Regions from separate parts of the Homo sapiens genome. Here regions 1 and 3 are each linked to region 2. The links are chromatin loops, found by intact Hi-C in ENCODE. Cell type or tissue: PC-9. All regions are shown on one strand.

What was found. Hi-C counts contacts between places; a loop is a spot of excess contacts. Peaks named below come from ENCODE experiments on the same cell type or tissue, not always from the same donor. Only the 100,000 strongest peaks of a DNase experiment are listed, where the experiment ranks them.
Region 1: it touches region 2 in a loop (9-fold over the local background); 80 of 110 quality-filtered maps call a loop at or near these places.
Region 3: it touches region 2 in a loop (6-fold over the local background); 10 of 110 quality-filtered maps call a loop at or near these places.

What each region holds. Positions count from the first base shown.
Region 1 is chr3:71,952,311-71,960,310 of GRCh38, forward strand. No RefSeq gene overlaps it. Among named protein-coding and RNA genes, the nearest start is that of LINC00877, 140 kb to the right of the region's middle. RefSeq lists a silencer at 3,506-3,655. In PC-9, a CTCF peak has its summit at 3,320 (motif pointing right); no DNase peak of the experiment used is centred here.
Region 2 is chr3:72,817,573-72,825,572 of GRCh38, forward strand. SHQ1 (SHQ1, H/ACA ribonucleoprotein assembly factor) reads right to left here. Exons shown (of 11, transcript NM_018130.3): 6 at 6,852-6,979. Among named protein-coding and RNA genes, the nearest start is that of SHQ1, 27 kb to the right of the region's middle. RefSeq lists enhancers at 4,675-4,724, 4,745-5,024. In PC-9, CTCF peaks have their summits at 723 and 4,989 (motif pointing left); DNase peaks (open chromatin) are centred at 3,019 and 4,739; H3K27ac peaks cover 1,190 bases.
Region 3 is chr3:72,720,749-72,728,748 of GRCh38, forward strand. It overlaps a transcript of SHQ1 not described here. Among named protein-coding and RNA genes, the nearest start is that of SHQ1, 120 kb to the right of the region's middle. In PC-9, no CTCF peak of the experiment used is centred here; DNase peaks (open chromatin) are centred at 2,383, 2,853 and 3,533; H3K4me3 peaks cover 322 bases; H3K27ac peaks cover 4,034 bases.

The sequences.
Region 1 (8,000 bases), 870 kb before region 2:
CATATCCTCCGTCCCTTCCTTCCTTCCTCCCTCTGCCATCACTGAGCTTACCTTTGTATGGGGAAACAGAAATTAAACAAATAATCACACAAGTCTATAACTAAAAACTGCAATTTGTGCTCAAATTGGGAAAACTTTGCTTTCCAGGGAAACCTGGTATCTTTGGAAAGAAGAAGGAAGATTTATCTGAAGAAATTCTGAGAGTGAAAAGGTGCGGGTATAAGGGAGAAACAGGAGAATGTTCTAGAGATCTACAGTAAGTGCAAAGGCCCTGAGCCACGAGGGAGCTTAGTGCTTACAAGGAGCCTAAAGGGCACTGGTGCCAGTGGAGGCTGTGGGAGATGGCAGAGTGTGAGGCATAGATCTTAAAAGTAATTGGAAGACTTTCCCGTATGCTGCTGCTAGACTAATCATAATGCCTGGGTCTGATTTTGTTGCTTTCTTGACCCAAATTTTTAGTTGTTCTTATGATCCATTACAGTGGTTCTCAAGGAGAGAGAATTATGCAGGTGTAGGGGGTGTTTTGCATTTCACAATGATAAAGATGTGCTACTGGCATTTGGTGGAGTAGGGATGGGGTTACAGAGCATAAGACAGTCTGTAATATGTGGGATTGTCCCACATTATGGATTTTTATTCTACATCCCATGTAATTTTTGTTTGTTTGCTTTGTTTTGTTTTTTTTTTTTGAGACACAGTCTCGCTCTGTCACCCAGGCTGGAGGTCAGTGATGTGATCTCAGCTCACCGCAACCTCTGCCTCCCGGGTTCAAGTGATTCTCATGCCTCAGCCTCCAGAGTAGCTGGGATTACAGATGCGTACCACTACGCCCGGCTAATTTTGTATTTTCAGTAGAGTCAGGGTTTTGCCATTTTGGCCAGGCTGGTCTCGAACTCCTGACCTCAGGTGATCCGCCTGCCTCTGCCTCCCAAAGTGCTGTGATTACAGGTGTGAGCCACTGCACTCGGCCCATCCCATGTAATTTTGAGTAGACTGAATGTTCCTGAAAACCCTATTGCAAGTTATCTGAGCTATGGTGGTTTTAGTATATGTCTGCAAGTTTGTTGATACCTCTTCCTTCAAGGCATGGAGCCTAATTCCCCTCTCCTTGAATGCAGACCAGACTTAAAGACTCTCTTCTAAGGAAAAGAATGTGGTAGAAGTGATGCTATGTGACTTTTGAGGCTAGGTTGTAAAAGGAAGAGCTTCGGTTTGTCCCTCTCTCTGGGATTGCTCACTCTGGAGGAAGCCAGCTGCCATGGTGTGAGGACACTCAAGCAGCCCTGTGGGGAAATTTCACAGGGAGAGAGGCATCCTACCAACAGCCAGCACCAACTTGCCAGTTGTGTAGATAAGCCACCTTGAAAGTAGGTCTTGCAGCCCCAGCGAAGCCATCAGATTATTCTAGACTTCAGCCTTTGAGTATTCCAGCTATGGCCCTGGACATCACAGAGTCAAGCTCTGTGTCCTGTTCCCTGTCTGAATTCTCCAGCTACATACTAGCACAATGTTTTTTTTTTTTTGCATGGGATCTTAATATGTATTATAGATTCTAGAAACACAGTGACTGTAAATCAATGGATAGTTGCACTTAGTTATGTTTGAACCTTTGCCAAAAGTTTTTCTCCGCTTCAAAAATAACATTGCCAATAGCAAATCTCCTTAAGGTATTAGAGTCACCGAAGCAATACGCCTGTTAACAGTCTACAGTTGCAGCTCTCGCCACCACAGTGATTCCTCGTGTGTGAATATTCAGCTGAATATTGCCTTACATTTTTTATATTCAAATTTTTCCATTATGAGTTGCAAACATCTGACTACTTCATTATATCTCCTAATAAATCCAGGCCTATGCATATGATATTGTAAATGACATTTCTTTCTTTTTTAGACTAGACTTGGGCCATTATACTTATTTTTTAAAATTATGCGAGTAGGTGGGTTATATTGAAAAGATGAATTTCATTTCAGGGTGGTAAAGGGGCATTATAAGATATTCATCAAGAAAAAGAAGGTGAGACATGACCAACTGCTAGTGAATATTTTATTGACTTAGGAAATGAAGATCAGTTGTTCTCTTGCCCCTCAGCAACCTTCCAGCATGATTCTTCACTGTTTCATTACGTAAGCCATCTTCTCTAGTTCAAAATGGGCCTTCTCACTATTCCCCAAACAGACTCAGCACATTTCTGTCTTAGGGTCTGCCATTTCCTTACATGAATTCCATCTCTTTTCTTTTTTGTCTTTCAAAATCCACCGATCTCTGATTTAAGTGTTCCTTCAACAAATAAAGACAGTGTGCCCCTGGAGGCCAGACCCTGTGCTGTGTCCGAAGTCTCCTGTGAAGAGACACAGGCCTTGGTGTTTCCCCAGAGCCTCCGGTCTGTCCAGGAATCTGACCCTATGCAATTACAGTGAAGCTTGATAGTGGGAAATACTGAATGCCCACATAGAGTTGGCACCGAGGGAGCTTCATGCAAGTGAAAAACCTGTTTTGAGTTCTCTGTGCTGAGTGCTCTGTGCTGTGTGCTGTAGTGTATTTTGAAATATGTCTGCAGAGAGCACAGTGGTCCCCGCCTAGTCCTGAAGAGGGTGAGTGACAGGTAGGCTGGAAGACCACCCGATGCCGAAAACCTCTCCTCTTTCCAGCCTGAATAGCTCCTTAGCTTTTAATGTTCATTTTGCATGCACTTTGCCTACTTCCTACAAATTATATTGTAGGGCTTTGCGATTAGGCACTTCCATTATCTCCCCATCTCTTGGAGCGTCCCTCTAGAAAAGGTAGTCTTGGGAACTGAAGTAGGCCTGGAAAACTGGAGAATTAGACCTGGTTTCTCTCTGGTGGCTGCCACATGTTAAAACTGGTGAATCAAGAGAGAACACAGAGTCTGTGTGACCTGGTTGCAGGTAACGGAGGCCACTTGGATAAAGACTGCGGTCTCTTTCCCAGAGGTCTCCCTGCAGCTCACCTGGTTGTAACAGCTGACAGGGTCTGACTGCCCTCTGCCAGCACGCAAGGCTCATTTATGTGTGCCCAGCACGGTGGTGTGGCCTGCAGCCCCTTCTCTCAGCACTGACTCCATTTGCATTCCTCATTACTGACCAGACTTTGAAAACCACACACGTTCATAACACATGCACACACAGCCCGTAGGATCAACCTCTCAGGGATGCGCTCAAAAACATGCTCCAAGAAACAGCCTGAAGGAGACACTGCTGAATTTTTGTCACGTTGTGAGAAAACAGATTTTCTAGAAGCACCAAGCAAGGGGAAGGTCCCTGCCCCCCATAGTTCTTTCCAGAGCAGCCTGGAATTTGGAGGGCAGCCAAACAGATGGCAGTTTCTGGCCACTTGAGGGCACTCTGGAATTCTGAGACCAGCAGGGAGCTGATGTGTTGGGCTTTTTTTTTCTTTTTTACCAGAAATGCAATCCCAGCTAGCCATCAGCAGACAATCTAGAAATTAATCCTCAAAAAGGAAGCGGTGACAAATGGGTTTTATAATGAGGACTTGAAGCCAGGCAGGGCAGAGGGCAGGCGCATCAGAGGTAAAGCAAAGGACTGCAAGTTTCACCGCAGGTGGGAAACAGTCAGCCTGGGTTTTGTTTGCCATTGCTCAGAAGAAAGAGTTCAGTTAACCCAGTGGTTCTGAACCGGGGGCGATTTGTTGCCCCACAGGGGACATTTGGCAATGTCTGGAAACATATTTGATTATCACAATGGGATGTGTGTGTGTGTGTGTGTGTGTGTTAGTTGCATCTAGTGAGCAAAAGCCAGAGATGCTACTAAACATCACACAGCGCACAGAGCAGCACCCCCAACCCTGGGAGCAAAGAATCCTGTGGTCCTGATGCCCAGGTTGAGAAACCCTGAGTTAACACAACAGCAGTTTTAAGCCCTGCCTGCTCAGTGAGCAGGAGGTCTGCATTCCAGTTCTTTCCACAGTTTCTAGCCTGTGCTGAGCTGAATGGTTTCCCAGGAAGTGGTCTAGTTTTGCAGATGCTGTCACGATTCATAGAGGAAAAAAAATTAAAAATCAACCTGGGATTTTTACTTAACCCCACCCCACCCCCACCCCAAATCCTAGGTGGGGGTTTCCCTTCTAGCAGACCCGGGGATGAAGATTGTAGTCCAAGTAGTTTATTTGGAAAGGAACCCCAGGAAATACTCATGAGGGATTGGGGGAAGTGAGGCAGGGAAGGGAAGGATGCCAGTCTGAGATGTGCCCTCCAGTAAGTAACCACTGTGGGCAACAGGGGCATGATCCTGCTGAAGTGTCCTGGGAGCCAGTGTGTAACACGCACCTGTGCTGCAGCTGTCATCAGCCATTGGCTGAGGGCTGTAGGGTAGGATGGGATGGGGAAAAGACCCTGGGGCATGCGTTCTCTGGTATTGCAGCTCGCCTTGTTAGCAGAGGGAGGGGTTCTAGCTGTTCCAGAATGCCCTCAGCAGTGGATAAGTGCTGGCCAAGGCTAGAATACTAAGGCCTGAGGAACTATGAGGGGACAGATGGCCTCTACTCTATCCTCCACCACCTCAAGGAGTGTCCCAAGTCCTATAAAGACCCACTAGTCCTCTGTTTCAGTACAACAGCTCCCTCTTTTGACTGTGCTAGGATGCACCACGGTCACTTAATAAAGGACAAGTGGACAGTAGCAATGCCACAGTGAGGACTCTAGTGTCTTGGTCCCTCAGGCAGACACCCTGTAGCATTAGCCAGTGGCAGATTGGACTACAGTGTGTACGGATCACAGGAGGAAACGTCAGCATCAGGGCTCCTGGCAGGAGCCAAGGTGAGGCATTTGGAGTTGACAGGACTCTACAAAGTCTATGTCTACCCACCTTTAATGTGTATAGGAATCAATCCCCCAGCGCCTTATGAAAAGGCAGACTTGCAGCCCAGCCAACATGGTGAGACCTTGTCTCTACTAAAAATACAAAAATTAGCTGGGCGTGGTGGCATGCGCCTGTAATCCCAGCTACTCAGGAGGCCGAGGCAGGAGAATCGCTTGAACCTGGGAGGTGGAGGTTGCAGTGAGCCAAGATCACGCTCCTGCACTCCAGGTTGGGTGACAGAGCAAGACCCTGTCTCAAAAAAAAAAAAAAAAAAAAAAAAAAAAAAAGGATAAAAGGAAAAGAAAAGGCAGACTTGGATTCAATGGGCCTAGGGTGGCTGTACTGGACTGTTCTTGGATTGCTATAAGGAAATACCGAGACTGGGTAATTTGTAAAGAAAAGAGGTTTAATTGACTCGTGGCTCTGCAGGCTGTGTAGGAAGCATGGTGCAGGCATCTGCTTCTGGTGAGGCCTCAGGGAGCTTTTACTCACGGTGGAAGGCAAAGCTGGAGCAGGCTCGTCACATGGTGAGAATAGGAGCAAGAGAGCGCGGGTAGGGTGGTGCTACATGCTTTTAAACAAGCGGATCTGTGTGGACACAGAGCAAAAGCTCACTCATCATCATCACCAAGGAGATGATGCTAATCCATAAATGAGGGATCTGCCTCCATGTTCCAAACACCTCTGTATTTGTCCATCCTCACACTGCTGATAAAGACATACCTGAGACTGGGTATTTTATAAAGAAAAAGAGGCTCAATGGACTCATAGTTACACATAGCTGGGGAGGCCTCACAATCATGGCAGAAGGTGAAAGGTGCATCTTACACGGCAGCAGGCAAGAGAGAATGAACACCAAGTGAAAGGGGTTTCCCCTTATAAAACCATCAGATCTGGTGAGACTTATTCCCACCACCACGAGAACAGTATAGGGGAAACTGTCCCCATGGTTCAATTATCTCCCACAACAGTGGGAATTATGGGAGCTACAGTTCAAGATGAGATTTGGGTGGGGACACAGGCAAACCGTATCAACCTCTTACCAGGCCCCAACCTCCAACACTGGGGATTACATGTCAACTTGAGATTTGGAGGGGACACAGGTCCAAACCATATCAGCAGGGCCTGAGACCCTGTATTTCTAACAGACTTCCAGATGATGTCCTTGCTTCTGTCAGCTGAACCAGGAGAGGAGGCCGTGGTGCAGCCAGCAACCTATCTCTGTAAGCATCCCTGAGAAACTGCCTAAGGAGATCTCAGAAGAAAGGGAATGGCAACTCTAAGTCTGCAGTAAGAGACATGATGTGATTTCTCTTCTCATTCTATGCAGGCTGTCATACCTAATTTCCTTTTGTTTTTCCTCAAAGGACCTTCCTCTCCTCACCAATTTATAGGCTGTGGGTCTCAAGAAACCTGGATCTTCCCTGTCTGAAAGCATTTGAGAGGGCTGGGATTTAGCTCTGAGAGTCTGGGCCCCAAACATTTTGATATGTGTATCAAGAGTTCTGCAACTTTCAGCTTCCATTTCCTGCTCCCTGATCTCAGGCAGCTTTCACAGTTAGATGCTAAGTGAAACAAGAGAGGAAAGAAGAAAACCGAAGAAGGGCAGCTCATAGGTTAGGTCACAGACAGTGTGAAGCCTAGTGTGCAGGCCAGTGAGTCAAGTGTGGAAGGATGTCAGTGTCTAGACAATTTCCATTCATTTGCACAGCAAACCTTTATCGCACATTTATATGTCAGGCATTGTTCTAGGTGGTAGGGTTAAGATATTGAACAAAAGAAACAAAATCCTTGCCTTCAAAGAGTTGACATCTGAGAAATACAAGTAAATTCTAAGCCCCTCAACTGACTGAACGGACCCCCTCTTGGCCAAAGGGACCTCTGAGAAACCTTGAAAACTGAGTTCCCAGCATGATAGGAGGTTGGACATGCCTTATTTTACCCCTTCCCTTGCTAACCATCATTAGGCTTGCTTTCTTAAGAGTTAACCAGAGAGTGGTGGGGTGGAAGGGGAGGGAGAGCATTAGGACATATACCTAATGCATGTGGGGCTTAAAGCCTAGATGATGGCACATGTATATCTCTGTAACAAACCTGTACTTTCTGCACACGTATCCCAGAACTTAAAGTAGAATTAAACAAAAGTGATTTATAGACTACCGTGACAGTATTACAGTATTCTGAATTTGACTATGTATTTACTTTTACTAATAAGATTTATACTTTCATATGTTTTCATGTTGTTACTTCAGCATCTTTTTATTTCCACTCAAAAAAACTCCTTTTAGCATTTCTTATAAGGCAGGTTTAGTGGTGATAAGCTCCCTCAGCCATTTTAAAAATAAATTTTATCATTTATACTTGAGGTTTACAACATACATGTAGATAGTAAAATGGTTACTACAGTGAAGCAAATTAACATGTTTATCCTTTCACATAGTTACACTTTTTGTAACAAGAACAGCTAAAATCTATTTAACAAAAATCACGAATTCAATACAATTTTATTAACTACAGTCCTCAAATTGTTCATTAGACCTCTCGACTTGTTTACTCTGCATATCTGCTACTTTGTATTTTTGATTTACATCTCCCCCTTTCCACTGTTTTATTCTCTATATCTGTGCATTTGACCTTTTTTGTTTTTAGATTCCACATTAAAGTGAGATGCAATTTAAAAAAAAAAAAAGAGTTAACCAGAAACCAGCACTTTCAAAAGACTTGCTCTACCTCCAATTTAAACCACTGACTAGCTTCTCTTCCTGATAAGAGACTACCGATCATGGACTGGTTCTGGCTGGGTTACAGGGACTGTATACAGGATGCCTCTGTGTCCTCTGTTTACACCTTTTGACATATAGGGCTGAATTTTCATGCATTTAAATGTCAAGTCTCTATCTCAAAGTGAACATGGGATGTATATAACATGCATGTTTGCTTACTACACCGTCATGCGCATTCATAGCCCCTCCTATAGTCTGTTAAACATATCTACTTAACCAACCCTTTTGGCATAAAGTCCAAATTCAGTACCCTGCTTTTGGTTTCTGCTCAAGGCTATACTTCCCAGCCTGCAGGCTGCAACCCTTTATAAGGAATAAAGCTGAGTAGGGGGTACAAGATGGGTGGGAGTGTGGAGTTGCAATTAAAATAAGATGGTCAGG
Region 2 (8,000 bases):
CTAATAGGGCTGAATAAAGAAGATTTTTCTAAATAATACCTATTCCTTAATTCCTGACCCTCCCTTTTTTGCTACACTGTTCTGTACTTAAGACGTCTGAATGCCAGTTACTGTCTTTAAAATTAAGATAATACATTTTGACAACAGAAAGTGCTAAATAAAGCACACTGAAAATATTCGTTATCCATTTTGAAAGTTCTATACCAAGAAATAGGAATACTCCCAGATATTAATCAATTAAAATTGTTAAATTTAAATTTAATTTAATTAGATTAAATTTCAATTCAAATTAATCCATTAAAATCTCATATTGTTTACCATATAAATCAAGTTTTACATATGACCACATCACATACGTTAGACTTGTGGGAAAAGATTGTTTCTTTACAACACAGTTCCTTTTTGCTTTTCTTCTTCTGCTTGGCACCTTCTCGCCTCCTGAATATTCGTCAACAGCCTCTCACACACTGAAAATCTAGTATATACCATTCCATAGTTTTCTCTAGACATGTAATCACATACAGACACACAAGCATACCTACTAGGGAGTTTATACTTCCTACACCCTCCCTCAACCCAAATAACTAGGTCATTTTTCTCCATCTAGCCCTTCTCACTCAACAATACCTCTGGCAAATCCCTAAAAGTCAACTGGTGTGTAACTAATTTTTGTAAAGGAGTATAATATTCCAAAATGTACCATGCTCTGTCCAATCACTCCCCCTACTGATGGGCACTCACTTTGCTTCTAGTTTTCTGCCACTGCTAATAATGCTGCAATAAATATCCTTATCCTATGTCCTTGATTATTAGAGGCTTTATTTCCATAAAGTAGACTCTCGAGACTGTATTGACTGGGTTAAAAAAGTATCTGTTTTAGAAAGACACTTTACTTAAAGGCTACAATAACTCTCCTTTCTCACAGTCATGAATAGAAGTTCCTCTTCCTACACATACCTCCCACCTCCCCCTGGCAAGAAATGTAATAGCTTTTTTACAATCATTTCCAGGTTAATAAATTGAGTATAGTAGGCAGAATTCTAAGATGACTTCCAATGAGTCATATCATTATGTGGGGATGGAGCTTGTGACCTGCTTCTGTCCAACAGAATACGACCAAGGCAATGGGACAGTCATTTCCATGATTATATTCCATTATTAGCAGACCAAAGCCAGGGACTCGCCTGCTAGTTTTGAAGAAATAAGATGTCACATGGTGAAGTGAGAGAGCCTGTGAGAAGGCTATGTGGCAGGGACCTGTAGAGGCCTCTAAGATCTAAGAGTGGCCCCCAGCTAACAGCCAGCAACAAAGTAGGGGCCTCAGTTCTATATCTGCAAGGAACTAAATTCTGCCAACAATCATGTGAGATTGGAAGAAGACCTTGAGCTCCAGGAAAGAACACAGCCTCCAACATCTGTTTTTTAAAAAAATAAGATGGATATCTTTGGCTACAGCCTTGCAAGACCTTACACAGTGGACCCAGCTAAGCCTGGCCCAACTTCTGACTCATGGAAACTGAGATCATGAATGTACACTGTGTGAAGCTTGTGATAATTTGTTATGCAGCAAGAGAAAACTAAAACAGTGACTTATCATTGTTATTTCACTTAGTATTTCTCCAATTGCTCAACTTTAAGCACTAGTTCCTTGGTTTGTAGGCAATCTGGATTTGCACTCTTATGAGTGACCCATTCGAATGTGTTTTGTCCAGTTTTTTTCTATTGGATGGCTTGTCTTGTCAAATTAAGAATCCTGTATATTATAGATATAAACCCTAATCATCTTTCCAAAGCTACCATATCTCTACTGACTTTGTTTATGGTACCTTTTGCCATTGAAACACTTATTTTTCATGTAGTCAAATATGTCCATTTTTTTTTTAAGACAAGATTCTGGATTTATAGCTTTAGTTAAGGTTTCCCCAATCCTTGAATTGTACATGAAGTCTCTTTAAGATTAAATTTATTATCCATTAAGTGGAGGTACAGCATCATAAACAAAGGTCCTCATCCTGGTCTTCATATTGAGTAGGCTGAGGAATAAGAGGAAGAGGAAGGGTTGGTTTTGCTATCTCAGGGGTGGCAGAGGCAAAAGAAAATCCCCATATAAGCAGACCTATGCATTTCAAACATGTTTTGTTCAAGGGTCAACTGTATTTAATTTAAAATTTACTGGATTTAATTAATAAGACAGATAAACTGAGTGTTGACTGCCTCATTGGAGGACGCATCTGAAGTTCCTTAATTTAAATAAAAGCTCTCAGTTCATTTTAAGCAATTTGATTTAAGGAAATGGCATGAAGGCATATACTCACTGCAGGAAGAAAGCATACCTGACAAAATATTTTATGACTCCTTGTATTTAGCAAGAAGGTTAGAGACAGTATTCCCTTAGGTATGGTTTTTGAGATGTTCATTAATTTAGCTAATGGGAAAATGCCAGGTGTTCATGATCTCTGACTAGAGAAAAGTCTTTATATCCTAGTTGACTAATAGACCCCTGCTCCCACATAATTCTCAATCACAAAGTAAGCATGCCCAGAAACTATTTAGCAACATGTCAACTCTCTACATATTTATGCCTTCATTTTTAAGTAATCATACCTATCGACGTTTATCCATTTATAAAAGTTGACCTAGGCAATGTAGGTTCTGACGTTACATTATCCACATGTAAGTATTTCTACATTAGTCATTTTCAATAACTGTGCACAGAAGAAAAACCTACTTGAATTATTCTTCTGAATTCTTGGATACTAGGAGCTGCTAGACTTTCCCTAAAACACTTCCACCTTTTACTGAGCATTTATAAGTTCCACTGTGGCCTACTTCATTAATAACACACAAATGCATTTAAATTCTGAAATTCAAGCAAAGAAATCAGAGATGATAAATAACAATAACAACAAACCAGGAAATCACTAGAGAAACCAAAAGTCTGAGCTCCCTAAGGCCTTTTTTATTAGAGCTGTAAATCATATCACCCAAAGGGGAACTTGGGGGAAGTTTGCACACAATCAAGTCTAACCTAGCAGCAGTACTGGAAATAACTACAGATGCAGTGCCAACAATGCTTGGATGATTGCCACCATGAATAACATTTGTCAAGCATTTGTATGACTTAGCTACACTACAAAGCAGCTTTGCTATATAGTTCACAATGTTTTGGCTAATTATACTTTTAAAAATAATCTCCAGTGAAACAAAAGTCAGCTGAACTCTCAATACATTTGAGGAGGAAACTGGTGCCCTAGCATTGAAGCAAATGGCCAAGGACCACCTCCCAACATCAAAAACCCCACCAATATGTCTGAAGGCTGCAAAGGGACTATCAAAATGAAAGATGTCTGCAAGGTAGTCACTTTTCTCTTCCAAATATTTTCTAATTTTGTTACTTTTAAATCCTCCCTTCCTCTCTAAATCCCCCTCCCAAACATCCCTCTTATCTGGGTCAACAATTAAATCACAAAGGATCTCAATGCTCTCAGAGTAACGCACATCTGTCTATTACATTGTACATTCACTGGAACCAGATCAAGGGAACCAGAAAAAATTGTGCTGCATTCAAACCTTCAGCCTAAATGGGTAGCCCTGCAGTGCTACAACTTTCAAAGTTGACACTGACAGTTATCTCTACAAACACTGAAGGGCTCACTGGTGCCAAACAGGATGTCCCTGCTAGGAAGTTCATTGACTATAAATGTTACGTGGTGTCATAACAAGCAATAACGTGCCAAGACTCTGGAGCTTCAGATTAACCACTGAAAGACAACATGGGAAATGCGGTGAGTTCATCCTCATGAAACCAGAGCTCAGGGGAAGCACGGCGTTTAACACTTCCATTTACAAGCCTTTGGGGAGGAAAATCTGGATCACTACAAAGCTGGAGAAAAGTCTCCCTGTTGTAACTCAGGGCTGTGATGAAAACGACAAGAATTACAACCAAGGGAGAAAAAGAGGGAGCAAAGTTCACCACCTAAGGCTTATCTGGAATTCAAAGCAATCTAGGTTAATATTTTATGATACAGAATGAATCAAAGGTACACCCCTCACCTGCACTGTTGTATCTGCCTGGCGACACCTGATGAGGAGGTGTTAAACAGACAACAGCCCACGCTATGACACAAAGAGGAAGAAGGCCAGAGAGGCAAAGAACAAAGAGGAAGAGGAGAAAAGGTACAGCAGCATGCACCATAGTTCAGCAGAAAACTGTGATGTTTATTTCTTGGTTTATTTCTTTTCCCCCATATTTTATCCTGGCTCAACACACTTCAATTTATTCCTCCAATTCTGAGTGCCCCAAATATTTGAACCAGGATTTTTCAAATGAGAGAGAAATCTTGTTAACAAGGAACTTTCCCTTAAAGCTTTCTAAATGTATAAAAATTGTAATTTCACAGAGAAACCATCCAACTCCTGGCTCTCCTGTGACTGATTTTACTCTACAATAATAATTTCTAACATTTACAGGATTTTAAATACATCGTTTCATTCAATCTCAGGACAACTCTGAGGTAGGTACAGCATTCCACAGCAACCCAAAGGTGCAAGATCATATCGCAGGCATGTGGTGGAACAAGAAGTCCAACCCCAAGCCTACATTTAGTTTATATCTTACATTTGGTATTATTAGAAGAGACACGCTGTTCGACACAAAGCTCAAGTTCGTCTACCTTAGATCACATGTCCTTGCTATTTTTAAAGGTGGTTTTTAGAATGAATCACCATAATGGCTTTGCAGACTATGACTGTTCCTGATGCACCAGCCTGGCTATCAGTCATGGGTCAGATGAAGGGTCAGGAGGGCAGGTGGTTAAAAGGACTGAGTGGCTTGATCTCCTGCTAAAATTACACAAAGAAGACTAAGAGCATTGCTGACACAGAAAACTGGACTGAGAACAAGCTACAGTTTATCAAAGTAGAGCAAGTTAGAATTTAAATCAAAGGGAACGCCTTCTCTTGATTTTTAGGGCAACTAGCTCACCCTGGTGGACAGAAAACTCAACTACGCAACCATCAATTTTCTCCCACACCACCTCATTAAAATACCGTGCTAAAATTAGGGAAACTGACTCAAACCAGTTGACACACTTGATGATTTAAGTTTGTTCAAACTTCATGATCAGATCTACCTAGCATGTACAATTAACTATCTATATTCTGTTAGCAATCCTAAACCTGAAAATTTGTCTATATATACATAATGTGAGAAGTCTCTGAAAGCTGCTTAAACTCAAATATAAAAGTCAGGATTTGTTGAAAACGACAATAAATCTATAACAAAGAGTCACTATAGGCCGGGCGCGGGAGCTCACACCTGTAATCCCAGCACTTTGGGAGGCCGAGGCTGGCGGATCACAAGGTCAGGAGATCGAGACCATCCTGGCTAACAGGGTGAAACCCCGTCTCTAGTAAAAACACAAAAAATTAGCCAGGCGCGGTGGCCGGTGCCTGTAGTCCCAGCTACTTGGGAGGCTGAGGTAGGAGAATGGCGTGAAACCGGGAGGCAGAGCTTGCAGTAAGCCGACATTGTGCCACTGCACTCCAGCCTGGGCGACAGAGCAAGACTCCGTCTCAAAAAAAAAAAAAAAAAAAGAGTCACTATAATGAGCTTCTGTTATGCAATAAAGCTAATCCTCTATTTTCTAAAATATTATAGTAGCAATTTTTTGATCTGGTAGAACTCACCTAAACTTTAATAAAACTTAACCATAAAAACATTTATTACAATATTTATAGATATTTACTGAGTACCTTTATATAACAGGCACTATACTAGACACTGAAAAAATAGCAGATAACAGGCTATTGCATTGATATGCAGAAAATAAAAAACTGTGATGCATTAGAGACCCTGTAGCTACTTCAGAATGAGTGGTCAAAGAAGGCCACTATATATACTATTTGCAACTGCAGAAAACAGGAAGTCACCCAAATGTCCACCAGTAGTAAACAGCCCAAATATCCATCAATCATGAAAAAAATATCCAACCGGATACTATGTAATCATGAAAAGCTTCAGGTAGATCTCTACATACTAATATGGAAGATGTGCAACACACACTACAAATTGAAAACAAGGTACAAACCGGGTATACGTGAGTCTATGTGTAGACATTTCTTAAAGCGACTGTTTAGATGTGGGAATATATATTTTTAAAATATCCCCAAAATTGCTAATAGTGATTACTTCCGGGAAGAAGAACTTGGGGTGGGAAGAGTCTATATTCCATTTAATACTCTTCAGAATGTACATATATATGTATTCTTTCCATTTAAACATTGAAATTTTATTTTTAATATGTAAATAAAAGCCAAATCAGTGTGACAGAAAACATGGGTGTTCTCTTCTTGATCTGTCTGCAAATGTTATATTTCTAATGTATAGTCTTAATATATCAATGCTACACTGCACTTAGAGAAGCTGGTAATAACATGTCCATCTAGGTCTTTTCCCACTTGGGTCTTCCCCCCGCCCGTTACTAATACTCAAATGTCCTTACCAAAGAAGAATGTTCATACCTCTTAAGCAGGTTATTGAGAAACTACAAATGTCCTGTGTGATAATATCCCTAAATTTAGGTTTTAAAAAATAATTAATTATAAAAGAACTCCAATGATTCTAAAGGAAACCATACTTCAAAAGAATTTTCCAACACAAATAAGCCTAATTATTTAGCGGCATTTTCCAGTCAGGGGCAAAGAAGTCATTTCCAAAATTAGCAATTCAAACTCATATTTTAACATTATAAGGCAATTACAACTATACGCTTAATAATATGGAAGGCAGTAAACGTGGTACACCATGAGATTTTAAAATGAAACAAATTAGCCGAATTTGAGTTTCTTACCTAATGTAGCATGATTTTCTTGTTCCTGACTCTTTTCCAAAAAGGCCATCATTTTTGAATATTTGTCAGTCCACCAAGGATTATACTTCAAAATCTGTTCAATCGCCTCATCTTCAAAAAAGTCAGCTCTAGGAAAAAACATTGAAAGAACTTACTATACAGGATTTCACTGGCTTTTACTTTTTAACATTTTATCTTAACTCATATTTGTACTAGAAATACAGATTTTAATTCAAAGTACATTTCAAGGAAAGACTGAACACTATATTTACTTTCTTTGTAGTTACTAACCACAAACATAAGTTATTTACCATAAAACAAAAGTAAGTATCTGCCTAAAGGGATATATAACATTGCTGATCTCTTTTTTTTTTTTTTTTAACTTTTTTTAAAAGAGATGGGTCTCACTCTGTCATTCAGGCTAGAGTACAGTAGTAACATAATCACAGCTCACTGCAGCCTCAAACTCCTGGGGTCAAGCAATCCTCCTGTCTCAGCCTCTCAAGTAGCTATGACTATAGGCACATGCTACTGTGCCTGGCTAATTTCTATTTTTTCATAGAAACAGGGTCTTGCTTCCTTGCCCAGACAGGTCTTAAACTCTCGGCCTCAAGTGACCCTCCCACCGCAGCCTCCCAAAGTGTGATGGGATTACAGGCTTGACCCACTGTGTCCAACCTCTGATCTCTTTAAATAGAAGGTACATAGAAGACTGGTCCTACCCTGAAGTCCCATCCCATATTCGATGATGTGAAATGAAGCAAATCTGAAGACACATTGGACTGAAATCTAGCACTTGTGCTAGGTATGCAAGTACTACAGACTTTAGTAAAATTTCAATAAAGGAAAAAATTTTTGAACTCAACCAGCAAAGAAAAACAAGCAGATGAGTAGGAAATTCAGGATACTGCATCTCCACAAAGAGGCTAAAAGGGGCTACACACACACACACACACACACACACACACACACACACCATTTTTGGCATGTGCACTCATATTTTCTACCAAGATAAAATCTATTTTATTAAGATACTAATTTTAAAGTTCCTTAAACTACTGAAGAAGATAAAAGCAACATTTGTAGAGAACAGAAAGCTAATTTTCCTGCACTCTACATTCCTGTTTTAACTAGAAAAATAACAGCCAC
Region 3 (8,000 bases), 97 kb before region 2:
AGCAATCTATCCCACAGCAGAGTGGTTCTACTTTTGTCAGAGCTGGGCCTCCTGGGGAGACCCAGGAGAAAAGAAAGCTTTCTAAAACATTTTAATTGTAAGTGGAGTTCATTAGTTTAGATCCCATTACAATAAATTATCATCTGATGCTTTAAGTCTTAACAAAATGGACACTGCAATGATTAGAGGCCCCTATGTTTGCAGAAAGACCCTATAATAAACCCACACTTGGTGATAACAACAGAAGATTGGTCCTCAACCAAACCAGTTATTTTTCCCTAGAGGTAAAGCCTCCACTTGAAGGTAAAAATAGAAGCCTGCATTTCTTAATTTTCACAGAAGAACCTTAACATTGGCGTCCACTGGCAAATTTAATCGTGGCAGCTGCCTGCTTAAAACCCTCCAGCTTTCATCACACTTTGGAGAGAGTTCCGTCAAAGAATAATGTTGAGAAGATAAAAACCTGGCTTTGAAACTAATATAGAACAAGCATGTGTCAAATATTTAACTGATTAATATATAGAACAAGCATGTGTCAAATATTTAACTGATTAATAAGAGAGCCAGCAGCACGGTAGAGCTGCTTCAAAAAGCATTTGATGACAGGGGTTTCTACAGTCCCCCAGAGAGGGGGTACTGATGTAAAGTTTAATTTATTTGTTCATTTTTTAAGTTAGGAACAAAAATGACTAATGTCCTTCAGGGTGATAAAGCCAAAACCTTTAGGGTTGCCTCCTCTATCACACATAAACCATTTGCATCTCAACAGGACAGCTATTCACAAATTTACATGTAACTTAATAGAGATCAAGTTCAATCAGTAAATAGCAAAATCAAACCAAGGTACAATTCCCATATAGAATTAACTAATCCTTGGGCAGGCCTGGCAAATAATGCTCTAAGCCGACGTGGAAAGAAACTGCAGTCTTCCTTTCTGCCATATTTCTAAGTTTTGGATAAGTTTGCTTGAGTTCTAAATCTTCAACATGGCTAACAAAATCTGCCTGGCTCCTTCCTCGGTCCCCAGCCCCATCTGGTAACTCTGCCCTCCGGTGACAAGTGACAAGTGACAAGTTCCTTCCCAATTCACAGCAGTCACAGCAGCCTGCTTTGTCTGGAATCACAACCCTCCCTTATTCTCCTTAAGATCTCGGCTTAAGTCATTTCCTCGGGGAATTTTCCTAAACATAGACTTGATCAGATTCCCTTGTAAGCACTCTAAGGTGGCTTTCGGCAGGCTCCCCTCCTGGCACATCTTACAACTTGGATGAACCACTTCACTGTGTAATTAGTTGTGAAAGTCTGGCTCCCTAACTGGAATGTAAACTCCCTGAGAGAATGGAGGGCCTGTTTTACTCATCATTGGATACCTGGGGCCCAACAGGAAGGAAGGAAGGAGGAAGGAAGGAAGGAAGGAAGGAAGGAAGGAAGGAAGGAAGGAGAGAGAGAAGGGAGAAAGGAGAAGGGAGGGAAGGAGGGAGGGAGGAAGAAAGAGAGAGGAAGGGAGGAAGGGAGGAAGGGAGGGAGGGTGCTGTCACCCATGCCACCTGTAATCCCAGCACTTTGGGAGGCCAAAACGGGAGGATTGCTTGAGCTCCGGAGTTCAAGACTGGCTTGGTCAACATAGGGAGAGGCCTCATCTCTACTAAAGATTTTTTTAAAAATTTGGCCGGGCGTGGTGGCTCACACCTGTAATCTCAGTACTTTGGGAGGCCGAGGTGGGCGGATCACGAGGTCAAGAGATCGAGACCATCCTGGCCAACATGGTGAAACCCCGTCTCTACTAAAAAATACAAAAAATTAGCCAAGCATGGTGGCATGTGCCTGTATTCCCAGCTACTCAGGAGGCTGAGGCAGGGGAATCTCTTGAACCCGGGAGGCAGAGGTTGCAGTGAGCTGGGATCGCACCACTGCACTCTAGCCTGGCAACAGAGGGAGACTCTGTCTCAAAAAATATATATATATATATTAGCCAGGCATGGTGGCACATGCCTGTTGCCCCAGCTACTCATGAGGTTAAGGTGGGAGGATCGCTTAAGCCTGGGAGGTCCAGGCTGCAGTGGGCTGTGATCATGCACTGCACCCCAGAGTGAGATCCTGTCTGGAAAAAAAAAATAGAAAAAGAAAAAGAAGGAAAGGAGTAAGAGGTGTGGCATTCTTGGCTCTACAGGACACAGAATTTCTGCACTTGGGGCTCTCACTGTGCCCAGTTCTGGCCAAGAGCCTGGCAGAGCCATCTGTGTTCCAGGAAGCTCATATGAACACAGGCTACCCAGTCCTTGCAACGCCAGAGGGGTGGGGCCTGCACGCCCATGGCCGAGGGCTACATTCACCCTCACCACGTTTTGTTTGGCTCTTGGAATTTAAATTCATTGTCAACAGTCATGTTTTAATAGTCCAGACTTTCCAGTTCCTGGTAGAATATCATTAGGCCCAAGAGGCACCACTTGGCTACCACCAAGGAGCAGCTATTTCTCAAGTTCCCCCTGCTGACAGAGATGGATTGTCAGCTGCCCTTTATCCTGATGTTTTCCTCACACCCAACCCACTCCACACCCCTCTCCCCAGTCCTGTAGGTAAACCCTGAGTTTTTTACCACGGCACTGAGGTCTCCAAGAGCCAATGAGGTCATCGAAAGAAAACATAATGAGCATGACTTTGGTTCCCCCTCAAACACACCCTGCCTACCCTTGCACTGAAATTTAATAATGTCCCCTCTACTTTCAGAATTCACCAGGAGGGACTCCCCACACATTGTGAAAAACTTAATCATCTCAGAAATCTAAATTCAACTGTTGCTGAATGAGTCATTTATTGTATTTCTTAGTCCCCTTCCACATAGAAACCTAAAGAATGTCCTCTCAGCTTTCATGGAAGAAAATGCTTCTCTCTCCTCGTGATCTGCTGTGCCTTATTTTATTAGCCAATCAGAACTCAGATGCTTATTCGTTGTTTTCTTTCTTTCCTTTTTTTTCTTTTTTTTAAAGCTTTGGCTACCACAAAGCTCAGAGCTAAATTCTGAGCTTGCTTCTAGGTACATTCATTCTTTAGTTTCTGGTTTTCTGGCAACTTAGATCCTTTGTTTACTCTTCCCTCATTCCCCTCTTTGAGAATTATTTCTCCCTGCCCAGAGCCCCATCCTTACTTTTTTTTTTTTTTTTTTTTTGAGACAACATCTCACTCCGTCACACAGGCTGGAGTGCAGTGGCATGATCTCGGCTCTCTGCAAGCTTCGCCTCCTGGGTTCAAGTGATTCTCCTGCCTCAGCCTCCCGAGTAGCTGGGACTACAGGCGCCTGCCACCACACTCGGCTAATTTTTATATTTTTATTAGAGAAGGGGTTTCACCACGTTGGCCAGGCTGGTCTCGAACTCCTGATCTCACGTGATCCGCCCACCTCGGACTCCCAAAGTGCTGGCATTGAAGGCCTGAGCCACCGTGCCCAGCCCCCATCCTTACTTAAGAACAACTAGGAGGTGGAGTGTGACTCAATTCCACCCTGGCCATAGCTGATTGGTCCAGGAGTGGACTCCTGGCTCAAGCCAGTTCCTGAGTCCTTACCTGAGGCGTGTTGGCACTGAGAGATGAGTCACCCTTGAGATGCCAGACTACAGAAGTCAATTTCACAAATTTCAGGAGTAGTCGGCAGCTGTGTTCCACAACATGGACTGGGTCACAAACAGTATAAAGAAAACCGGCAATGGGGATGGAGAAATCGCCCTCCCAGTTTCAAGCCCAGCTCTGTTCCTCCCCCTGGCTTCCCTGAGACACTGTTGCTGTTCTTTAATATATCCCTCCTTTTGTTTAAGCTACCTTGAGTTGGGTTTCTAAACTTGTTTTTTTTTTTGAGACGGCGTCTCACTCTGTTGCCCAGGCTGGAGTGCAGTGGCGCGATCTCGGCTCACTGCAAGCTCCGCCTCCCGGGTTCACGCCATTCTCCTGCCTCAGCCTCCCGAGTAGCTGGGACTACAGGCGCTTACCACCATGCCCAGCTAATTTTTTTTGTATTTTTAGTAGAGACAGGGTTTCACCTTGTTAGCCAGGATGGTTTCGGTCTCCTGACCTCGTGATCCGCCCGCCTTGGCCTCCCAAAGTGCTGGGATTACAGGCGTGAGCCACCGCACCCAGCTGGGTTTCTAAACTTTTTAACTGGTAACGGAAACTATGTTGTTTGCTGTTTGAAGTCCTCAAAAAACCGGGTGCGGTGGCTCACGCCTGTAATCCCAGCATGGTGGGAGGCCAAGGTGGGCGGATTGCTTGACTTCAGGAGTTCAAGACCAGCCTGGGCAACATAGCAAAAAGCCATCTCTACAAAAAATACAAAAATTGGCAGAGCAAGATGGCATGCACCTGTGTTCTCAGTTACTCAGGAGGCTAAGGTGGAAGGATTAGTTGCACCCAGGGAGGTCGAGGCGGTAGTGAGCCGTGATGGTACCACTGCCCTCTAGCCTGGTGGCAGAGCAAGACCTCTGTCTCAAGTAAATACATAAATAAATCCTCAAAAATAAAAATTGAACACTGCACCACGCACACTCAGGCTTTATTCAGCCTCTCCAAACTGGCCTCTGCACTCTCTTCCCTCATTCTCCTCCAGCATGGCAGCCTCCTTGCTATCCTCCTGATTCTCTGAGCTCCCATGCAGCCCAGGGCCTTTGCACTTGCTGCTCGCTCTGTGGAAAGTTCTCATCCTGGGGCCTCACAGGGCTGCTTCTTTCTTGTCCCCTCATCTCCTCAGAGAGGCCTTTCCCAACCGCACATCCTGGAGTTGCCCCCACCCCACTCCTCCGTTTCACTTCGTCCTGCTCATTTTCTTCACCATCTTTATCACTCTGAAATTATCTTAATGACTTGCTTGTTTACCTATGCCAGGTGTACACGCACACACTCAAATCTAACCTCTATGAAGTCACAGCTGTAAGCCCAGCCACGAGCACAGTGCCTGGGACACCGGAGGTACTCAGTAGATGCTTGTTGAATGAATAAATGTTCTTTGCAGTACAGAGTCCAAGTAATACCTCAGGTGTCAACCTCACATGGTTCTTGAGTTCCTCAGTATTTGTTTTACTGCTCTTTGTCTGTCCTGGCTGTTAGACTCCCCAGAGCCTTTCTGGAATGGGCAGAAGAAAAAAATAAGAGAATTTACTTAACAAATACTATGTACTAGGTATGTTTCTAAGCACTTTACGCATATTATTTAACCCTCCCAACAATCGTGTGAGGGCTAATAACGTAATATGATAGCTGGGTGGGGTGATGCAGCTATAGTCCCAGCTACTCAGGAGGCCAAGGCAGGAGGATTGCTTGAGCCCCAGAGTTTGAGACCAGCCTGAGAAAAACATTAAGATCCAGTCTCTACCAAAAAGAAATGTAGTACTATTATCACCATATGTTACAGATAAAGAAACTGAGGCACCAGGAGTGAAGTCACTGTTCCAAGGCCACCAGCCTATAAAGGCATAGCAAAGACTCCCGCCCAGGGAGTCAGATTTTAAGCCTGGGCCTGTGACCTCTCAGCCAGGCCGCCTCCCAGGCAAGTGGGAAAAGCACGTCCTCACTTCTTGGGCAGGGCAGTAAGATATGTATCTCTCATGCTTACGTTAGGCCCTTTCTTTTTTTTTTGGAGACAGAGACCAGCTCTGTCGCCCAGGTTGAGATCAGCAATGGCGTGATCTTGGCTCACTGCAACCTCTGCCTCCCAGGCTCAAGCAATTCTCCTGCCTCAGCCTCTGGAGTAGCTGAGATTACAGGTGCATGCCACCACGTCAGCTAATTTTTGTATTTTTAGTAGCAACGGGGTTTTGCCATGTTGGCCAGGCTGGTCTCGAACTCCTGACCTCAGGTGATCTGCCCACCTCTGCCTCCCAAAGTGCTGGGATTACAGGTGTGAGCCACCACGCCGGGCCACATTTGGGCTTTTGGGCTGAATACAGGAAAGCGGTGCTCATTCCAGCACAAGCTCAGGGCGAAGCTCATCTGATGAGGACCATGACAGATTGCAGTGAGACACCTCGGGATGATTGAGGGCTTTCTCTAATCACACCAATTGATATCAATTACTGCGTCGGCCCCCTGAGAGCATCCCTGGGATTTCCACCTCATTAGATCATTGGTGCCAAATGAAGCAACAGGGTTCTGCGCCTCCTTCGGAGCTATTTGTGTTATAGGCAAAAATCGTAAAGGGTAACTGGAAAGGCACATCAGAAAGCCTCCAAGGAGCAGCAGCAGTCTAGTCAGAGGAACAGAGACTAAAACAGTCACAATTTAGTGCTGGAGGTTTCTGATTTCAGTCAACTCTTGACATCTCTGCCAAACTCCTGCTCCAGTTCTTACTGAAGTCTGCTATGTAGCCCCAGAACAAGCAAAACCATGGAACCAGGGGGTCCACGAAGGGCCATGGAGGCGGGGCTGTGAGTTCTGGGGCTTGGGGATTCAGCAATAGCAAGAATTCAGCTTTGTTGGGGACAATGCCAAGGGGGGTTTGAGGCTCCCCGTAGTTTCCACCCGTCACCCCCAATCAGTAAACCATACACAAACATGGCTTCAAAGCAGCCCCACCCCATGCGGCTGCCCCCTCCCAAGCCTCACCACCCAACCTCGTGCAGTTCCAAGGCAGCCACTCCTGCTCTTGCCAAACAACCCTCCGGAGGTCTACAGGATAAAAACAGGAAGGCAAGAAGCCAGGACACGTGGATTTCCTTATTGGCTTCTAAAGACAAAGGGGAGGAAGAGAAAGAGGCAGAAAGTGAAGAGAAGCCAAAGGAAATGGCCACACATCAGAGCTAGGAACAGATCCCAGACTTGATTATAAAGTCCTGAGGTTTCCTGGGATGGTGTTTGAGCAGAATGCGTTTTTGTTTTGTTTTCAGAAGCGTTTTGTTTTGTTTTCAATCGCAAGTCAGCCTTTGGGAGGGCAACGGTACAGGTGGATGCCTAAATTCATACCTCAGCTAATGAAACAGTGGAGAAGAGGCACAGACAATCTCTTGAGCCTGTTGAATCCAGAAGGACAGAAGTCTTGGTAACGGTGTCAGGCTCACCTTGTGGGTAGTGGGATGGGTGCTGTTGCCATTCTGACCAGATCACCTCCGCTCACACCTGCAACCAACACGGCTCATCAGCACACACATGCCACCCAAGCAGTTCATCAGGCACAACCCTGATCCTTCAGGAGGGCATTACTCTGGCCATGAGAGTGCACTCAGCCTGCGTGAAGAGCAAGCCGTGGAGTCCCTGGAAGCAGCCATCACCAAAGATGGGGCACTGGGATAATTTAGGGGCATGTTCCCTACTGTTCCCCAGGGCTCTCCAGTGGGACTGTGGTCTAGTTGTCCACGATGGCAACACACGGTGAATGCTTTGCTTCCCCTCCCTGTCTTACTTCCCTACTCTCTTACCAGTACTTCCTGGAGTCACCTCCCAAACAAAAGGATTTGCACTGCAATATCTGCCTCGGAGTCTGCTTCCAGGAAAACCCAAAGCAAGGCGGTGCTTTTGTGCAATTTATTAAGAGGAACCCCTCTGGGTTGATGGGGCTTCAGGGGTGCAGAGCCTGGCAAGCAACCCTTTCCTGTCAGTCTGACGAATTCCCACACCACGTACCAACAGGTAGGTGACATGTGGGCTCGATTTCAGCCTCACCTGACTCCTCTGAGGGGCATCTTTGCCCTGCACTAGAGGCCCGAGGCAGCTATAGACACATCCACCACTTCTGTCTTCTTGGCTTTGGACAGAAACAGTTAATCTGAAAGGAGCAACAAGTCTACATCTGAGGCATACCAGAAATTCCACCAACAGACTCTGAACCCTCCTGAAAATTCAGGGAGGGAGAAGAGCATGGAAGCCAACAGTGCAGAGTTTGGGGTGCGGCTGCTCTGAAGTCAAATCTGCCTCTACCACTTCCTTGCCGTGTGACTTGGGGTAAAGTATTTCACCTGTCTGGAGCTTCCATTGCCTCACCTGGAAAAGGGATGCAATTGCTTGAGGCACAAGTTAGGAAGCAA